Regions from separate parts of the Mus musculus genome. Here region 1 is linked to region 2. A link is a loop called in an ENCODE intact Hi-C map of the cell type or tissue named here. Cell type or tissue: heart. All regions are shown on one strand. Links, peaks and the distances in the headings refer to the core of each region. The heading gives the core; the rest is flanking DNA. Region 1 holds the start of Rsl24d1 (ribosomal L24 domain containing 1). Region 2 holds the start of Rab27a (RAB27A, member RAS oncogene family).

Region 1 (9,145 bases), core at 1,599-6,598, 69 kb before region 2:
GGCCGGGCGTGGTGGCGCACGCCTTTAATCCCAGCACTCGGGAGGCAGAGGCAGGTGGATTTCTGAGTTCGAGGTCAGCCTGGTCTACAAAGTGAGCTCCAGGACAGCCAGAGCTATAAAGAGAAACCCTGTCTCGAAAAACAAAAAAAAAAAAAAAAAAAAAAAAAAAAAAAAAAAAAAAAAGTGAAAAAAAGGAACTAAGTTTTATAACACTTTTCCTCCCCACCAGCACCCCTGTCGTCTACTCAGGGTGATGGGGGGGCCACACACACAAGTGCTGAACACTGCTGTTTTCAAATTTTGGGCCTGTAACTTCATATTTATGCAAACAAGCACTTGGATGTACCCTTAAAATTAGTGTCAATCGCCTTAAGTTAAGCATCTTCGCATCTTCCTGTGCAAGGCAGCCAGTCTAGCATTCTGGGTTTGTCTGCTTCCTGACCAGTCTCACCTCACACAGCAAAACACTCTCCTTATTTATTCCTGCAGAATGTGTGGTTTGTATTTTGGGTGATGCTTCAAGCTTAATAATTATAATATTTATATATGGATATACCAGCCAAGCAATGAAGTAAGTTTGTTATTTGTATAACAAGCCAGCAGTTGAAGTCACAGAAGGCCCACAGTCTCTGCTATCCCAGGACTTACTAGTTTTATTCCACAGCTCACGCTGGTATTTCACAGGTTCATTTCTACGTTTTTCAAATTCAAATGAGTTGTCCTATAAGACAGAATATAGTGATGACAAGAAAGATGGTAAGTAAGCATTGTTTAAAATAGTCTCCTTTGCACAAAAATCCTAAGTGGACGCATATTAAGACACTGTCCTAGTTATACTGGAGAATGCTGGCTGAAAACAGCCCTTTTCTGAGGGATTCTTGGAGGGAAAGGCGAATCCCTCCCTCCCTCCCTCCCTCCCTCCCCGCCTCCCTCCTTCTCTCTCTCCCTATCAGTGGCTGTCCAGCAGCTGTGAGAATTACAGACAACTGAAGGGCTTTCCCCACTTCCGAGCTCCAGATGAGAATCACAGACAGAAATTCCATTATATGAACCACTTTTCATAGATAAAATCAAACACCAAGAATTCATATCGTTTCCGTCTAAGAGCCTGTTAGAGGGAAGAGTTGTGAGCCCACACACCTGCAGGGATAACCCGTGTGGTGCAGGGGGCCCTCCACAAGCAGGTATTTTGATAGTTAAAAAGCTGCAGGCGTGCCTTTGCTTCAAATGTAGCTGACAGAAGATACAGAATATCAACTCTATGCTAGCTATTTCATTTACAAGTGTGAGATTCTCCTCGCTCACAGTATCCTAGGCAGTAAGGCAGCTGGGGTAGGGGAGGAGCAGGATTGGCACCCTCCATCTTGGGCATTAAAGAGATCCTGCTGCCTCACCGTCCCTGAAGACTATTTCTGAAAAGTAACTGATTTGGCTTCCCATCCTACATGGCCAGCAGCTGTGTTCACTAGACAGCCCTGGGATTAGGAACCTGGGTCTGGCTTATAGGTTATACCTCTAAGTGACAGGAAGGAGGCAGGTCACAGGTTTTGGGGGAAGGGACAGCCACAGAGGGGCACAACTTAAAACTTCTACCTCCAGCAAAGAACACCTGCGGCTTCTGTCACCTCCCTCTTCAGACACCAAGTACCCTTACCTCAGCCCTTGGCTTGCCCTAATACCAACACTTCTAGCTTTTGTTCTCCGACAGAGTCCTACCAAGGACACGCAGAAACCAGTACGTGTCTGTTACAAACCACACCTGAGCCCCAGTGCTACTCAGGGGCTCTTCAGCTCATCTCCCAACCTCCACCCAGCCCTGAAAGTCCAAGTTCCCACTTCATCCAACCCATTTACATGATTTTTCTTCTTCTTTGCCAAAGCCAAAAACAGTTTTGGGGAGAAGAGAGAGACACAGACAGGGACAGAGAAAGAGAGACAGAGAAGAAACAAAAGAAAAGAAAAAAGAACAAAAAATAAACAAACCAACTTTTACATACTAGGGTAGCAGTTTTTCACTTTTTAGAAGTCTACAGAACAATGGACTTTAGGATCGTGTGAGTATGAGAAATAAAGAAGCAGGCACACTGCGGGGCCCATGCTCAGGCCAGGCCACCACCCGCACTCACCACCGTGAGCTCCTTGCCAGCTGCTTTCCGGAAGGCTTTAGTCCACCTGACCTTGCGTGGGTTTCTCTTCTTCTTAAAGTTTTTATGACACTTGGATTTGCAGAATCGGAACACCTACAGGACACTCAAGTTAAAATACCGAGGAGCTGAAGAGTCAACAATAAAAATGTTTCTACATGCCCCCCCCGGCCCCCCCCAGCCAACCAAAAAGAAAAAGCAAACAAACAAAAAACTACTGTAAAGCAAAAAAAAAAAAGACACTCACATAAGAACTAAGGACAACACCTAGAATCACATGCGACATCAGAACAGAAGGACACTCAAGTGTTTGATGGGTGTCCGACATCATCTCTACCAGGCTAAGCACCCGGAAACCATCACTAATCACTTTAGAGAATAATACCTTACACTGGCCTTAAGTGAAGGAATAGTCTAAGAAAAAGCTCCTTAAAGACCTTCTCAGCCGGGCGTGGTGGCGCACGCCTTTAATCCCCAGCACTTGGGAGGCAGAGGCAGGCGGATTTCTGAGTTCGAGGCCAGCCTGGTCTACAAAGTGAGTCCCAGGACAGCCAGGGCTATGCAGAGAAACCCTGTCTCGGAAAAAAAAAACAAAAAAAAACAAAAAAACAAAACAAACAAACAAACAAAAAACAACAACAACAACAAAACGCTATCTGGAGCCTGGCAGTGGTGGCGCACGCCTTTAATCCCAGCTCTTGGGAGAGACAAGAGGCAGGCGGATTTCTGAGCCTGGTCTACAGAGTGAGTTCCAGGACAGCCAGAGCTATACAGAAAAACCAAACCCTGTCTCGAAAAACCAAAAATAATTAATAATGCAATTTCTGTGTGTCACTGGAAGCAACATAAAAAGTAAGCCTTTGAGGTTACTGGGCGCTAGCAAAGAAAGCTGAGTATGGTAACTAAAATGTGTGACCCGCTCAGAAACAGAAACCTAAACTAAGAAAGCCTGTGCATGCGGCACAAATCATAATGCTTTTGCTTACATACTTCATTCCGTGAGAACCTTCAAGAAGTGGGATAGTGAAGGCTGCCGAAGTAGCCAGTTAATCCCCCCCAAAGAACCCCCATGCTGTCTTTCTCCTAGCTCATCTCCAGCAACAATGCAAAAGTCTATAAGGCTCAGGCACCATGTCCATTAACCGCTACAGACAACCCCACCTCCCACTGTACGAGAGCATGAGCCTCCTTAAGCATTAATTCGACCGACTTCCTGACCCTGCGGCAAGCCGGGTGGCCTGCGGATGAGATGAGCGTCTGACAGCAACGAGGAGACCTCGCCGGCAGTGAACCGACGCCGGGTCCAGCCCAGGCCACTCCACGGCGTTCAGAACCCGGCGCGAGCAGAGCGCGCTCCAGTCCCCGAGCCGTCCGGAGCGTGCGGGCCACGGCCGCCTCACCTTGCAATCGTTGCGGACGAACATCATGCCGTGCCCCGGGTAGATCGGCCCGGAGCAGAAATAACACTTTTCGATCCTCATGTTGACCCCGCGTGGGACCCACCTTCGGGACGCGGAGCTGGAGAGGAAGTGGTACGTCACTTCCTAGTCGCCGGAAGCGAGTCCCTGACCCGACCCGGAAATGGTATCTTAGAATATGAATGAGCTGAAGGTAAAGGCACCACCTGACCCGCGTGTGCGCAGCAGCAGCAGCAGCAGCAGCAGCAGCAGCAGCAGCAGCAGCAGCAGCAGCGTCCCGCGCAGACGCAGAGGCTATAGACTGCATCTGGGAGTTTGACTTTTTGGTTCTGTGAGATCTACCGTACGGGCGCTTTGGAATTTTTCCCGGTATACTCATTCCATAGCGCTATTGCGGTGCTTGTGCTTTGCCACGGGCACGCTCCCCCACACCGGATTGTACCAAAGTCTGCTTTACTCCAGGCTTGTCTTCCCCAAAGGACTTGGCAGGAGTACACAACTAAAACCTTCCACCCGGGGCTGGTGAGATGGCTCAGTGGGTAAGAGCACCCAACTGCTCTTCTGAAGGTCTGAAGTTCAAATCCCAGCAACACATGGTGGCTCACAACCATCCCTAAAGAGATCTGACTCCCTCTTCTGGAGTGAATGAAGACAACTACAGTGTACTTACATATAATAAAACAAAATAAAATTAAAAAAAAAAAAAAAAACTTCCACCCTGGTCTTAGGAGAGCAACCTACTCAAAGTCAGGACAGCTTGGACGAGTTGGTTCTTTCCTCTCACCATGTGGGTCCAAGGGATGCTTAACTGATTTTGTATTTTGGCAGAGGGTCTCGTTTTGTGTAATCTGGAACTGGCTATGTAAACCAAGCTGGACTCGATCTAATAAGAGATCTCCCTACCTCTGCCTCCTTAGTACTGGGATTAAAGGGGTGTGCTACCAGGTGCTGGAGAGATGGCTCTAGGGTTAAGAGCACTGGTTGTTCTTCCAGAGGACCCAGATTTGATTCCCAGAACTCACATGACAGTTCACAACCATCTGTAACTCCAGTTCCAAGGGATCTGATGCCCTCTTCTGGCCTCCACAGGCACCGGGCATACATACACACAGTACACTGACATATATGTAACCAAACTTCCTACACATATAAAATAAATTTTAAAGGAGAGGGGCTGAAGTGATGAGCACTGCTCTTCCAGAGGACCTGGGTCCAGAGGACTTATAGGCAAAATACCAATGCACGTGAAAATAAAAATAAAATATTTTAAAGGGGAGGGGTGGGAGCTGGAGAGATGGCTCAGCGGTTAAGAGCACTGATTGCTCTTCCAAAGATCTGAGTTCAAGTCCCAGCAACCACATGGTGGCTCACAACCATCCCTAATGAGATCTGACACTCTCTTCTGGTGTGTCTGAAGACAGCTACAGTGTACTTACATATAATAATAATAAATAAATCTTTTTTTAAAAAAGGAGTGTACTACCATGCCTTGCTATTTTTTAAATCGTATTATTTTATGTGTTTTACTTGTTTAGTATGTGCACATTGTGTGTGCTGTGCCAGCCAATGTCAGAAGAGGGCATAGGATCCCGGGAACTGGAGATAGAGATAGGTGCGAGTCTCCATGTGGACCCTGGGACTGAACCCAAGTCCTCTGGAAGAGCAGCCAGTGCTCTTAGCCTCTGAGTCATCTCTCCAGTGCCTCGTTCTGTTTTTGAGGTCTCCGTCTCAATATACAGCACAGGGTTCCCTAGAAATCATGATCTGTGCTGATACTGTAGAGGTGTGCCACCATACTGGCTTGATATTTACCTGCTGATCGTATATTGAAATATTTAAAATATGGTCTGAGAGGCCAAACCTACTCCATCTTGGGACCAGCCTCCATCTTAAAGCAAGCCTGAGACTTGGCCTGCAGCTGAACCCAAGCTGCACCCAAGTACCAGGAAGGACCCCAGGGCTTGTCCTGGGCCAGAGTTACTCCCTAGCTACTTCCTAGCAACAGTTAATCAAAGATTAGTCTGATTGTTTCAAATGTACTTTCAGACCATTTGTCATTGTATACAGTCTTGCTTCAGAGTACCCACCTGTTGTCATACAATAGTTACTCAATTAGATACGTGCCAGGCTAAAGTCCCCTTGCTTGCTCACAATTTCTTATAAAGCCTTGACCCCCTAAGACCTCGGGGCTACAGATGGCAGTGTGGCCCCAGCTCAAGCTTATAATAAAGACCCTAATGTGTTGCATCAGAATCGTCTCCTTGGTGGGTTTTTGGGATTCATGAACTTCCTGGCACAACATTTTAAGTAAAACATACTACCCCTGGATGGTGCACATAGTCCTAGTACTCAGGAGGCAGAGGCGGGCAGATCTCCAAGAAGCCCAGAACAGCCAGGGCTACATAGAGAAACCCTGTTTTGAAAAGCATTAAATTCAGCCGGGCGTAGTGGCGCACGCCTTTAATCCCAGCACTTGGGAGGCAGAGACAGGCGGATTTCTGAGTTCAAGGCCAGCCTGGTCTACAAAGTGAGTTCCAGGACAGCCAGGGCTATACAGAGAAACCCTGTCTCGAAAAACCAAAAAAAAAACAAAAAAACAAAAAAAAACATTAAATTTCTGGCTAAGACTGGTAGTGCGTGTCTTTAACACCAGCACTTGGGATGCAAAGGTAGACTGTGGGGGGAACCTCTGTGGGTTCTCCACCAGCCTGGTTTAATGTGGCAAGTTTCAGGTCAGCCAGAATTATTTATTGAGGCCCTGTCAAAGGAAGAGGGGGGGGAGGACTTTGTGGCTACCAGAAAAATGAAATGGCATATACCCTGTATCTTGTATCTTATACTGCTAGACAAAAAGCTCTGCAGGCTTGCCTGCCCTCCTGTCTGCCTGGTCTGTGTATCATCTTGATCAAACGTTACCACTTTTCCTGTGTGCTGGGACCAAGCCCAAGGTCCTGAGCATTCTAGGCAAGTACTCTACCACTAACTACACCCTCAAACCCCAAAACTATAGTCTTCTGTTCCTGAGTTGACCTCTCTGAACAGAAGACCCAAAATACCAGTGCCTTGGGCCTCAGATCCCAAACATGCAACTAAGGAGTGAGATAAGTTGTTCTTCTAGCTTTCTGACCAGGAGGTAAGTGTGCCACCAGCAGCAGCTTTGAGCTTTCAAAAGCCCACACACTTTTCTTAGTTCCTTCTGACCTGTGCTTTATGAGTCGGGTTTAAGCTCTCAGCTGCTGCTCCAGTGCCAGCCTGCCCACTGCCATGCTCCCTGCCAAGGCAGACATGGACTCACCCTCTGAAACTGTGAGCCTGAGTTAAATGTTTTCATATGTTTTCTCATGGCAATAGAAAATAACTAAATAACTTAGAAATTAAGACACTTCCCATCTCTAACGGCCCCCTTTAGTTTGTAAACTGTTTTCTCTGTTTGTATATACAGCCATGTTTATAGTCCTAGGTACTTGGATAAGTTGATACAGGAGGATTGCTTGAATCCAGGAGTTGTAGGCCATTGTCTTAGAGTTTCCAGTGCTGTGATAAAACACCATGACCAAAAGAATCGGAGGGAACAAAGGGTTTATTTCCACTTACAACCCGAAGTCAGGGAAGTCAGAGCACAAACTGAAATAGAAGCCATGGAGGAGTGCAGCCTATTGGCTTGCTCAGCCTGTATTCTTAGGGCATCCAAAACCACCAACCCACCCAAAATAAGCTGGGCCCTCCCACATCCATCAAGAAATAGCACCACAGGCTTATCCACAGGCCTGTTTGTTGTGGGCATTTTCTCAGCTGAGGTAACTTGTGTCAAACCAACATAAAACATAGACAGCTATGCCAACACAGCAAGACTCCATTGACTGGGAGAGGAGAGGAAAACTGGGGGAGGGATGAATATTGAGGGGGAAAAAAAAACAGTGCAAAGGGAGGAAGAAATAGCTTAATTTAAAAACAATGTATGTGACATTGGAGAGTGCTTCTGTGTTTCAGAGCAGTTTTTGTTGTGAAGCAGCCAGATTTGGCTCCTAGGAAGCTCATGGGGGCCACCAACCACCTGTAACTCCAGTTTCAAGGAGTAAGCAGCCGTCCTCTGGCTCCCACAAACACTGCTACAGACCTAGTACATACACATAGCCAAAACACTCATCCTCGTAGAATTCAAAAATAAATATTGGGGGGCTGGAAAGATGGCTCAGTGGTTAAGAGCACTGACTGTTCTTCCAGAGGTCCTGAGTTCAATTCCCAGCACCCACATGGTGGCTCACAACCATCTGTAACGGCATCCGATGCCGCCTTCTGGTGTGTCTGAAAAGAGTGATAGTGTACTCATATACAGAAAATCAATCTTTTAAGTAAATAAATATTGGGGCTAGAGAGATGTCTCAGCAGTTAAAAACATACACTGCTCATGTGGCTCATAACTGTTTAGCTCCAGCTACGAGAGACTGGAATCTCTGGCCTCAACAGGCACCTGTATGCATATGCGCACGCAGAAAAGCAGGCTCTAGGATAAACTGCGCGAGCACACTCACACACACACCTCCCTCCCCCAATTTTCCTTTCTTTTGTCGTGTGTGTGTGTGTGTGTGTGTGTACACTGACAGGTGTGGTGCCCCATGCCATTAATCCCAGAACTCAGGAGGCAGAGAGAGGCAAGTGGATCTATTAAATGTGCATGTATACAGTTTCAAGAATGTAGTGAATACTAGAATGCCTCTTTTGGAAGCCATTCATAGATACACCTGTGCTCCATTTTATATAATTTTGTATACACATGCATGTGACTATGCATGTGGGGGAATTGGCTCTCTCCTTCCCCCACTGTGGGTTCCAGAGATTGAACTCAGGCCCTCAGCCTGCTTAGCAGGCACCCTTACCTACTGAGACATCTCAATTTTCTATGTATTTTGATAAAGTGATTCATCTATAAAGATAGCAATAATGGTGACCAATAAATCTAATCTAACAGTGAGAGTAAACGTACCTTCTCAGATATACACATTTGACAAAGGTTGGTAATCAAAGTCAATGGAAAAGCTATACACATGGATAAAACAAATTGGCAATGCTACTGTTTGGTATTATATTTTAAAGTGCTTATTCTTCAACACAATTCCACTCAAAAGTTGTACAGAAACACTATGGTGAAAAGTACCCGTAAAATTGGTAATAGAGAATGGCCTTGAAAATGTAAGGAAGGCCAACAATCTTGGAGGATGCTGAACTCTACTACGCATGCTGCCAAATGCATTGCTTCTATTTCTGAGGGCTGGAGATGAACCCAGAACCCTGCGCATGCCAGACAGGTGTGTTCTAGCATCACCATGAGATATCTTTAGCCAGTGATTTCTTTGGAAAGATTTGTACATTTTTGAAGTCTGTATGTATCTGTGTGTGGATTTGTGCACACATGAGTACAGTTCCTACAGAGACCAGAAGGCAGCATTGGCTTCCCTGGAATTGGAGATACAGACCATTGTGAGTCACCCAAATGTGGGTGCTGGCGAGTGAACTCTACAGCAACAGTTCATGCTGAGCCACCTCTCCAGTCTCTAAGTTTAAAAATTAACACATTTCTTCATA
Region 2 (9,145 bases), core at 3,636-8,635:
GGGGGGATGGTGCACATTAGGAGGTGGAGTCAGGGAGATCAAGAGCTAGCTTGGGCTACATCTCAAGACCCTGATTTAAAAGAAAAAAATTGAAGACAGATTTAAAAATTGAATCACTTTTATTTGGTAAATTTGAAACCCTATCCTCAAATTAGAATTTCATACAGACATGGTAACACACACCTGTAGTCCTAGCATAAAACAGACACTCAGAAGTTCAAGGGCATCCTCAGCTACGCAGAGTTCCAGCCTAGCCTGACATGCATGAGATCCAATTAGACAAGAAATAAAGAAGGAAGGGAGGGAGGGAGGGAGGGAGGGAGGGAGGGAGGGAGGGAGGGAGGGAGGGAGGGAGGGAGGAAAGAAGGAAGGAAGGAAGGAAGGAAGGAGAGAGAGAGAAAAGAAGAAGGAGGAGGAGGAGGAGGAAGAGGAGGAGGAGGAGAAAAAAGAGAAAGAAAGAAAAAAGAAAAAGAAAGAAAGAGAGAAAGAGAAAGAGAGAGAGAAAGAAAGAAAGAAAGAAGAGAGAAGGGGAGGGGAGAGGGAAAAGGAGAGAGAGAAGAAAAGGGGGGGGGGAGAAAATTCCCATCCCTTTTAGACAAGGCACTCAATTTTAATTGACAATAAATAAAATGTGTTAATGGACCCCAAATCATACAAGAGAAATGATGAGCTGAGCCCCCACACTGGAAGGCCCTAGCTAGCTAAATGTTCACTATTCCAGTCCCTCACCCCAGGACATCAGGTTCACTAAAAGCTTTTATCGCCAGAGTCTGCTCTCAGGCTAATCAGCTTAGGGGAAGCCAGATCATCAACTCAAATTTCCTCATCCCCAAGTGGAGAAACAAACACAGTCCAAGCAAATCTCAGGGGGCACAGAAAGGGAGCGCTTTTGAAGGGAAGCGCTACTTCCTCAGGAGCCAATCATTTTCTTAACAGGGGCAAGAGAGCTTTCTTCTTAGGGGGGCTCAGGCTTTAAGCTGCAAGCGTTGTTCTGTCCTTCAGAAGCATCAAACTTACTCTATTTTATTTGGGAAATATGTTTTATGTGTGTGTATAACTACTGCATATATATGTTAAAATAATTCTTTCCTATTTCATAGTGAATCTATAGATAAGACACATGCCAGGAAAAGTCTTAATAACAAAAGAAGAAGGTAAACTCAATTGAAAAAAAAAATCCCATATATAGGCTGGAGAAATGGCTAAATGGTTAAGAAAGATTCTTCCTAAAGGGAACCCAAGTTCAGTTCCCAGCACTCAGGGGTGTGTGTGTGTGTGTGTGTGTGTGTGTGTGTGTGTGTGTACAAAGGAGGAGGAAGGAAGGGAGGGAGGAAGGAAAAGAGAGAGATAAAGAGAGTAACCATAAAATTAGTTATCATACTTTATAGGCCAAATTAGTTCAGTTCTCACTGGGAAGCCTCCCAACTCCTCATTGGGTGGGAAGCCCCATTCAGTAGTGTAAAGTGGTCTATAAAGACGCCTGCTAAGAAAGTCCAGACTTAACTGTTGCTTCTCAACCTTTCTGTCTCAACAGATCAAATGATCTTTCACAGGGGTTGCCTAAGACAACTGGAAAACACAGTATCAAGATTACTTATAATGTAGCAATGAAAATAATTTTATGGTTGGGGTCTCCACAACATGAGGAATGGTATCGAAGGCTGGAAGCATTAGGAGGTTGAGAACTGCTGGACTAGATAGATGGTCCTGGAGTTTTATCCAGTAACTCGAGTGCACATTCAGCCACAGTCTTACACTTGGTTTTGCCTCTGACTCCTTACAAAATAAGATTCAAAATGAGTCAGAGTGACACTCTGTCTCCAGGCAGACAGGGTCTAATCAAGGATGGGCTGGAGGCAGGGGTGGCTCAGTGAATGAGAGAGCACTTGCCTAGCATCTGCCAGGCCCTGAGTTCAAGCCCCAAGAATGAAAGGGTGTAGTCATGGAAATGGGCCAAGTCACAGAAAAACAGCTGACAACTGAAAGTAGTTACACAATTAAGTGCCAACAGTTGGCCATTTCTGTTAGAAGCCACAGAAAGGTTCATTCATTATAGTGCAAAATATTCATGAAGAAATTAATGTCCATTTCCTTCGATTTCCAAGAACTCCACTCTTGCTCTAGACTAATGTAAGAGGCCAGAAGATAGGTCAGCTACTAAACAGCCCTGCCTAATTTTCTCAGGGCCAGGGCAGAGGGCTGCCTGCTGCCACCATCACAAGACAGGTGCAGGAGTGTGGAAGGAGCCATTACTACTCAGCCGGCCATAAGTTTGTTCTGCATGCTGGCCTGGACTTCCAAGGTAGCAGAGAATAACTTCTGATCCTCCTGCCTCCGTGCCCAAAGAGGGTATCAGGGCCACTGGGACTGGAGTTATGGGTGGTTGTGAGCTGCCCTGTGGGTCCTGGGAATCGAGCCTTGTCCTCTGAATGCTCCTAAGTGCTGAGCCATCTCTCCAGCCCCTTAATAATAACAACTTAATAACCCTGATTGCAGCGGACACAATAGTGAATGAGCCTGACCCCTGGCCCTCACAGTGGGCTGTGCTGATCGCAGCACGAAGGGGAAGAGGACAGGTAGAGAGGGGACAGGCAGGACAAAGTGGGATCTCTATTTCAAAAAAAGAACAAGATTAAAAGTGCTTTAAGAGGCCTCAGCAGGAACACAGCTAGAGAAGGTAGTCGGGATGGGTGCCAACAGTAGAGAAATGGTTATTAGAGCAGATGTGACCGTGGCCAGGTATAGGGCACACCTGTAATCCCATTCAGGAGGCTGAGGCCTAGGCTACACTCTGGGTTCCAAGCTATCCTGGGATACATAACGGAGCCATGTTTCAACTACCACACACACACACACACACACACACACCCCAAAAAACTAAGTAGACAAGATAGCTCAGTAGTTACCACCAAGCCACACAACCTGAGTTAAATCCCTGGATCCACAAGGTGGAAGGAAAGAGCTGACTCCTATAGACAGTCCTCTGACCTTCCATACATATGACACCATACACAAATGATCAATACATGTTTATGAGTATTTTGCCTACACGTACGTACATGCAGCACATGTGTGCAGTGCTTTCAGTGGCCAGAGAAGGGAATCCAGTCCCCTGGAACTGAAATTACTCAGTGTTAGTGAGCTGCCATGTGGGTGCTGGGAACTAAACCCAGGTCCTCTGCAAAGGCAGCAAATAATTCCTAGTCACCAGAGCATTCAGTGAACGTCAATTTTACAGTTTGTTTTTTTTATTACGTATTTTCCTCAATTACATTTCCAATGCTATCCCAAAAGTCCCCCACACTCTCCCCCGCCCCCCCCCCCACTCCCCTACCCACCCATTCCCATTTTTTGGCCCTGGCATTCCCCTGTACTGGGGCATATAAAGTTTGCCTGTCCAATGGGCATCTCTTTCCAGTGATGGCCGACTAGGCAATCTTTTGATACCAGTTTGTTTATTTTTAAGTGTGTGTGTGTGTGTGTGTGTTTGGTTTTGTGCAATGAGTGCAATACTGGCAGAGTCCAGAAGACAGCACTGGGTTCTCTGAAGTTGGAGTTACAGGCAGCTGTGAGTTGCCTGTTGTGGGTGCTGGGAACCGAACTTGGATCCTCAGGAAGAGCAAGCAGTCTGTGCTCTAAATGACAGAGCCATTTCTCCAGCCACTTACCAAGTTTTTAAACCAAAAAATATTTAGTTCTACTCAAGTTAGACTCAATAAAATGTGTTCAGGGTGGACAAGAGACATGGAAGAATGAAGAGAATTGTTTGGCCTGAGATTCTCTAAGAGTGGAATTTCTTTACTAAGATGGGGAAACAGGTATCAGGAAAGGAAGTTAAAAGTCTGGTTCCCAAAGGCGGCTTCCCTCTTCAAAATGCCTGTGCGTGCTCTAAAGCCAAGGCCACAGAATTGAGAAGCTGACCGTAAATTCCACACAGAGATACAAGGGACTCTTCTGCACAGCCAAAAAAACTCGTAAAAGGTGGCAAGGGAGGGGGTGGGGCGGGGTGACGTCAGAAATAAACAAACAACAACAACAACAACGACAAATAAGACACACTGTGGAGAGGAAACGGAAAGGTGTTGGGGTGGGGGGGAAGACCAAGGTAAAATAAGAAGGCAGCTCCCATTCAGGCGCGCTTAGCATTTCTGAATACCCCCCCTTCCTTTCTTTTTGGTGTTTGTTTTTTGAGAAAGAGTCTCCTGTAACCCAGGCTGGTTTCAAGCACACACTATGTAGCAAAGGCTGACCTTGAACCCTGGATCCTTCTCTGTCCACCTTCCAAATGCAGGGATTACTTTTCCCATACCGGTTCCACTCTACAGGGAGCTTTAAAGAATACGAAATGTCTCCTGCCTTCCTCACCCGGCTGGGCTGAACAGCTAAGGCAGAACAGCTGTTAGCCCTTGGGCTTGAAAGAGAAGCCTAGGGGAATACTCCAGACAACAGCAAGATGCAAAGGCCAGGGGGGCTGCTGAGACGCCTCAAGATCTCCTACATTACAGAGCTGGCTTTCCAAATCGGTACCCAGCTACTGGGCCAGAGACCCGGTCTTGGCAAAGTGACCAAAATATGTCATCCATCAATTCTACCTCCGATAGGGTGACTCTAAGACCAGGCTGACCAGCTGGGTTCTCTGAATGACAGGAAAAGGCAGAGCCCTTTCTCACCTGAAAGCAGCAGGACTCTAAAGACTTTAAAGTCAAAGACTTCTAAAACCGAAGTGAGGGAAGGACAGAGGGATGGGCAGACCTATTTCTCTTCCCCTCATTAAAGGGATTTTGGCACCTAGATGCCACCCGGGATAACCTTCAGCCCCTGGAACTCCAGAAAACCAGCATCCATTCCGAAGATCTGTCCCCTGGTTGCCCTAGGGCTGACTTGCTCGCCTGCAATCTGCAGCGCGCCCAGAACGCTGAGTGCTCACCCGGTTTGGTGCTCTGTCCGGTGCTGTCCCTGCGGTGTTGCGTCCCTGCAGTGCTAGATTCCCAACGTGCCGCGTCCTCGCTGTGCTCTATCCCTTAGGTACTCCCTTCCAAATGGAGCTCGGGACCCCGTGCGACTGGCCTTTTTTGGGTGCTTGGCGCTATTTTCCGTCTGGCCCCACATCACTTCCCGTAGAGGAGAGCGCGGTGGGGGCGGGTCCTGAGCGGCCTCCACCTCCGCCTCCTGTCACCTGCCCGCAGGCCCCCAGCCACAGAAACGACTGCTCGCCTCGCCTGGCACGGATCGGGTCTCCTCGCCCCTTCTGAAAGGTGTGAGAACCACAGAGGGTGGTTTTCCTTGAGACCAAGAGAGCCATTCACAAAAAGCTCAAATTGCCCCAGGATCCGGGTAAGGCGAGGCGTGCCCTGGAGACTCCAAAGGTCTGTCCTAAAAGCTTTTTCATGGCTGTGCATCCTCCCTGGAGACAGCTTGGGCATGGCCTACTGGGGTTCCTGGACTCGATGATGAGAAAAATAGGTAAGATTCAGTCAGAAGAAAATAAACACTATTCTGGAAGGCAATGGCCAGCGGAGTCTACATGCACACAGTCTAACTCGGATTACACTCACCCTGAAGTCCTAAAACACTGTTAGGGCAGGCAGTTACTGCACAGTAAGAGGGAAATTATGGGGTGGCATAACATGCTAAGACCCGGCAGGGTCCGGAGCAGCCTATGACCCTCTGCTGCCTCCTAGTGGCCTTCTACCGATGCCTAGGGTTTTCTGTGAGCAGTCTGGGTCTCAACCTGGGGATGGAGGACATTAGCCAAATCCGTCCAAAGGTGGTTCTGCGCTTCACACTGGCCTTTGGGCCTGCCCTGTTGCTTTCAGAATTCCACTTCCAAGACAAGCAAAATGCTGAGAAGGAAGACTGGGCTAAGTTCTGTCCATGCAGTTTCATTCATCCCTAGGGCCTGCCACCACAAACTCCGCGGTCCAGCTGTCCCACCCACCTGCACACCCAGTCACCCCTCCTGTCTGTAGCTACTAGGACTGCACCACAGTGCAGTTTCTCAATCTGTAGATGGCAGCTACTGGAGTCACCCACGCTTGTAAGCAACCCCAATAAACTGGACCGGTACAGAATCTTTTCTATCATTCCATCAGGGCTGAAGAGAAATACCCTCCCCAGGAAAAGCAAGGCAACCATCTTCCTTCAGGCACTAGCTCTTTTTTTTTTTTTCTTTTTGGTTTTTCGAGACAGGGTTTTTCTGTGTAGCCCTGGCTGTCCTGGAACTCACTCTGTAGACCAGGCTGGCCTTGAACTCAGAAATCCGTCTGCCTCTGCCTCCTCCCGAGTGCTGGGATTAAAGGCGTGTGCCGACGTCACCACCACCCGGCTCTGGCACTAGCTCTCAAGGAGCTATCACTAGAGGCCAAGACAGGTGGATTTCTGAGTTCGAGGCTAGCCTGGTCTACAGAGTGAGTTCCCAGACAGCGAGGGCTACACAGAGAAACCCTGTCTCAAAAAACCAAAAAAAAAAAAAAAAAAAAAAAAAGGTACCAGCTTTCAATACCATCACCCTGGAGACCAGGCATCCTACACATAAACCTGGAGGTGACGAAGGTCTATGAACTATATTGGGGAACAACACTGTCACTGGTAATGGCTGGTACTTCTGATCCTCCTGCTTCCACCTGAGTGCCTGGATCACACAACTGCATCACTTTGCCCAGGGTGTGAGGTGCTGGTCCTGAAACCTAGGGCTTCATCTGTGCCCTGAGACTTGACTATGCATCTGGTTCCAAGAGTCCATGTCTCAGCCTGGTCTGAGATTATGTGACATACTCTAAACCAGCAAACAATGAAAACAAACAAACAAACAAACAAACAAAAAACATGCCAGACTAGAGAAATGGCTCAGTGGTTAAGAGCACTGACTGTTTTTCCAGAGGTCCTGAGTTCAATTCCCAGCAAACACATGGTGGCTCAAAACCATTTGTAATGAGGCTCAGATGCCCTCTTGTAGTGTCTGGATTTATTTATTTTCTGTATATGAGTACACTGCTGTCTTCAGACACACCAGAAGAGGGCATCAGATCCCATTACAGATGGTTGTGAGCCACCATGTGGTTGCTGGGAATTGAACTTAGGACCCCTGGAAGAACAGTCAGTGTTCTTAACTGCTGAGCCATCTCTCCAGCCCAAGAACTACCTTTATAAATAACTTAGATTCATTACCCATGATTTATTTATTTAAAGCATACCTAAAGTCTTACTAGACTAATAGTCGGTGTGATTTCAATAGAACGTTAAGCAAGGTTTACAATTTCAGTTTATGCAGAATTAGCTCCCTTTTCTTCTGATTCTTCCAACAACTTCACCTTTTCTTTTAATTCCTTCTGATCTCTGGAATATTGTTCAAATATTGGCTGATAAATATACATTCCTCCAGCAATTCCAAGGATGGCAGCAAAAAGCAGTTGTGGAAGTGGCAATCTCCCGAGCATTGCAGCGGCAGGTAGCGCACAAGCTGAGGGTGGCTATGCTCCCCGGGCAGCAAACCGCTTCAGAGCTGTTTCTAAGGAAAAGGGACAAAAAAAAAAAAAAAAAAAAAAAAAAAAGGACCACTTAGTACAGCAGACTTTTAGAAACAATTTTATTTTGTGCTATGTGTGCGACTGAGTGCAGGAGTCTGGAAGCCAGAAAGTTACAGGCAGCTGTCATCTAACACAGGTGCTGGGAACTGAACTCAGGTCCTCCGGAACAGCAGCTCACTCTTCACTCCAGCCCCATCTGCTCTTTAGAAGACTTGTTACTACTTTCCTCTGGCATGAATGTTTTGTAATATTTAAAAATCACTAACTAGGGCTGGAGAGATGGCTCAGCGGTTAAGAGCACTGACTGCTCTTCCAGAGGTCCTGAGTTCAATTCCCAGCAACCACATGGTGGCTCACAACCATCCGTCATGGGATCTGACGCCCACTTCTGGTGAGTCTGAAGTCAACTACGGTGTACTTATGTATAATAAATAAATCTTTGGGACTGAGCAAGCAGAGGTCCTAAAAAAATTCAATTCCCAACAACCACATGAAGGCTCACAACCATCTGTACAGCTACAGTGTACCCATGTACATAAAATAAATCTTTAAAAAAACCAAGAATCACTAACTAATAAATACATAAGGGTAGCATGACAGCACATAGGCTTACTATGGGATATTTTCTAAAATCTCAATTAGGTTGTCAGTAGTTAAAAATCATATTTTATATTAAAATTGTTATTTCTTCCAGGCATCGTAGCACATGCTCATATTCCCAACAGTTGGGTCCAGGCAAGAGGATCAGGAACTCAAGGTTACCCTCTGGCTGCACTGCCAGTTGGCGGCCAGTCTGGATTCCATAACAGGTTCTCGGAGAACAAGTCAATAAAAACCTTAAAAAGGAACCTATAGGGAATGCAAGTTTGAGGGTGGTGTGAGACAGAGATGCATCCTCTTCTATCAGGGGATGTTCCCAGGGAGTTATTTTGTGTGTATTTGCCTGTGAGTTATTTTGTGTGTATTTGCCTGTGAGTTATTTTGCATTTGAGTGTTTGTTCTGGTTCTTTATGATAGGCAGGCTGCTCTAGATTACAATTCTGCCTTCACCACCCCAGTGTTAGGATGACAGGTGTGCGCCACTAACATGGCTGCTGGAAGTCTTCTCAGAGCGTTTAAACTGGTAATTTTCAAAATGGCAAAAGGAGGGGAAGGGATGGCTGACGGCTTTCAAGTCGTTTAATACTTTTTCTCCAAGAGGTGCCCGAAAGGACTCAGAAGTGAGTGTCTCTGTTTAAGCTTCCTCTAAAGGATGATAGAGAGAGGGGACAAGTGACCTCACTATGCCTTCTGCAGTAGCTGTAACTCTTTTAAGCAAGCTGTATGACAAAAGCGATTTTTAAGAGGCTGTAAAACTTCACTGAGCCAGGTGTGGTGGTGCAGGATTTTAATTCCAGCACCAGGTGTGGGCAGAGACTATGTGAGTCTGAGGCCTGTCTGGTCTAAAGAGCTGAGTTCCAAGCCAGCCAAGGCTACATAGTAAGAGCCTATCTCAAAAAAAGCAAAAGCAAATTATGTTGAGTTCTTTTGATATTTTAGGAGAAATCAAACGCAAATCATTTGCATGCCTTCTTTGAGAAAAATGGGGTGGGGGTGTAGAAGATTTTGCTTCTCGATCC

What was found. A loop is a pair of places that touch in the nucleus more often than their neighbours do. Peaks named below come from ENCODE experiments on the same cell type or tissue, not always from the same donor. Only the 100,000 strongest peaks of a DNase experiment are listed, where the experiment ranks them.
Region 1: it touches region 2 in a loop (3-fold over the local background); 2 of 42 quality-filtered maps call a loop at or near these places.

Annotation. Positions count from the first base shown.
Region 1 is chr9:73,107,983-73,117,127 of GRCm38, reverse strand. Rsl24d1 (ribosomal L24 domain containing 1) reads right to left here and starts at 3,659. Exons shown (of 6, transcript NM_198609.2): 1 at 3,545-3,659; 2 at 2,127-2,240; 3 at 649-721. The coding sequence starts at 3,625. In heart, for the core only: no CTCF peak of the experiment used is centred there; a DNase peak (open chromatin) is centred at 3,687; H3K4me3 peaks cover 2,124 bases; H3K27ac peaks cover 1,274 bases; H3K27me3 peaks cover 322 bases.
Region 2 is chr9:73,040,794-73,049,938 of GRCm38, reverse strand. Pigbos1 (Pigb opposite strand 1) reads right to left here. Exons shown (of 2, transcript NM_001308425.1): 2 at 7,157-7,507. The coding sequence starts at 7,436. The coding sequence ends at 7,263. It overlaps Rab27a (RAB27A, member RAS oncogene family), which reads right to left and starts at 5,129. Exons shown (of 6, transcript NM_023635.6): 1 at 4,928-5,129. In heart, for the core only: a CTCF peak has its summit at 5,674 (motif pointing left); DNase peaks (open chromatin) are centred at 5,098 and 5,688; H3K4me3 peaks cover 1,560 bases; H3K27ac peaks cover 823 bases.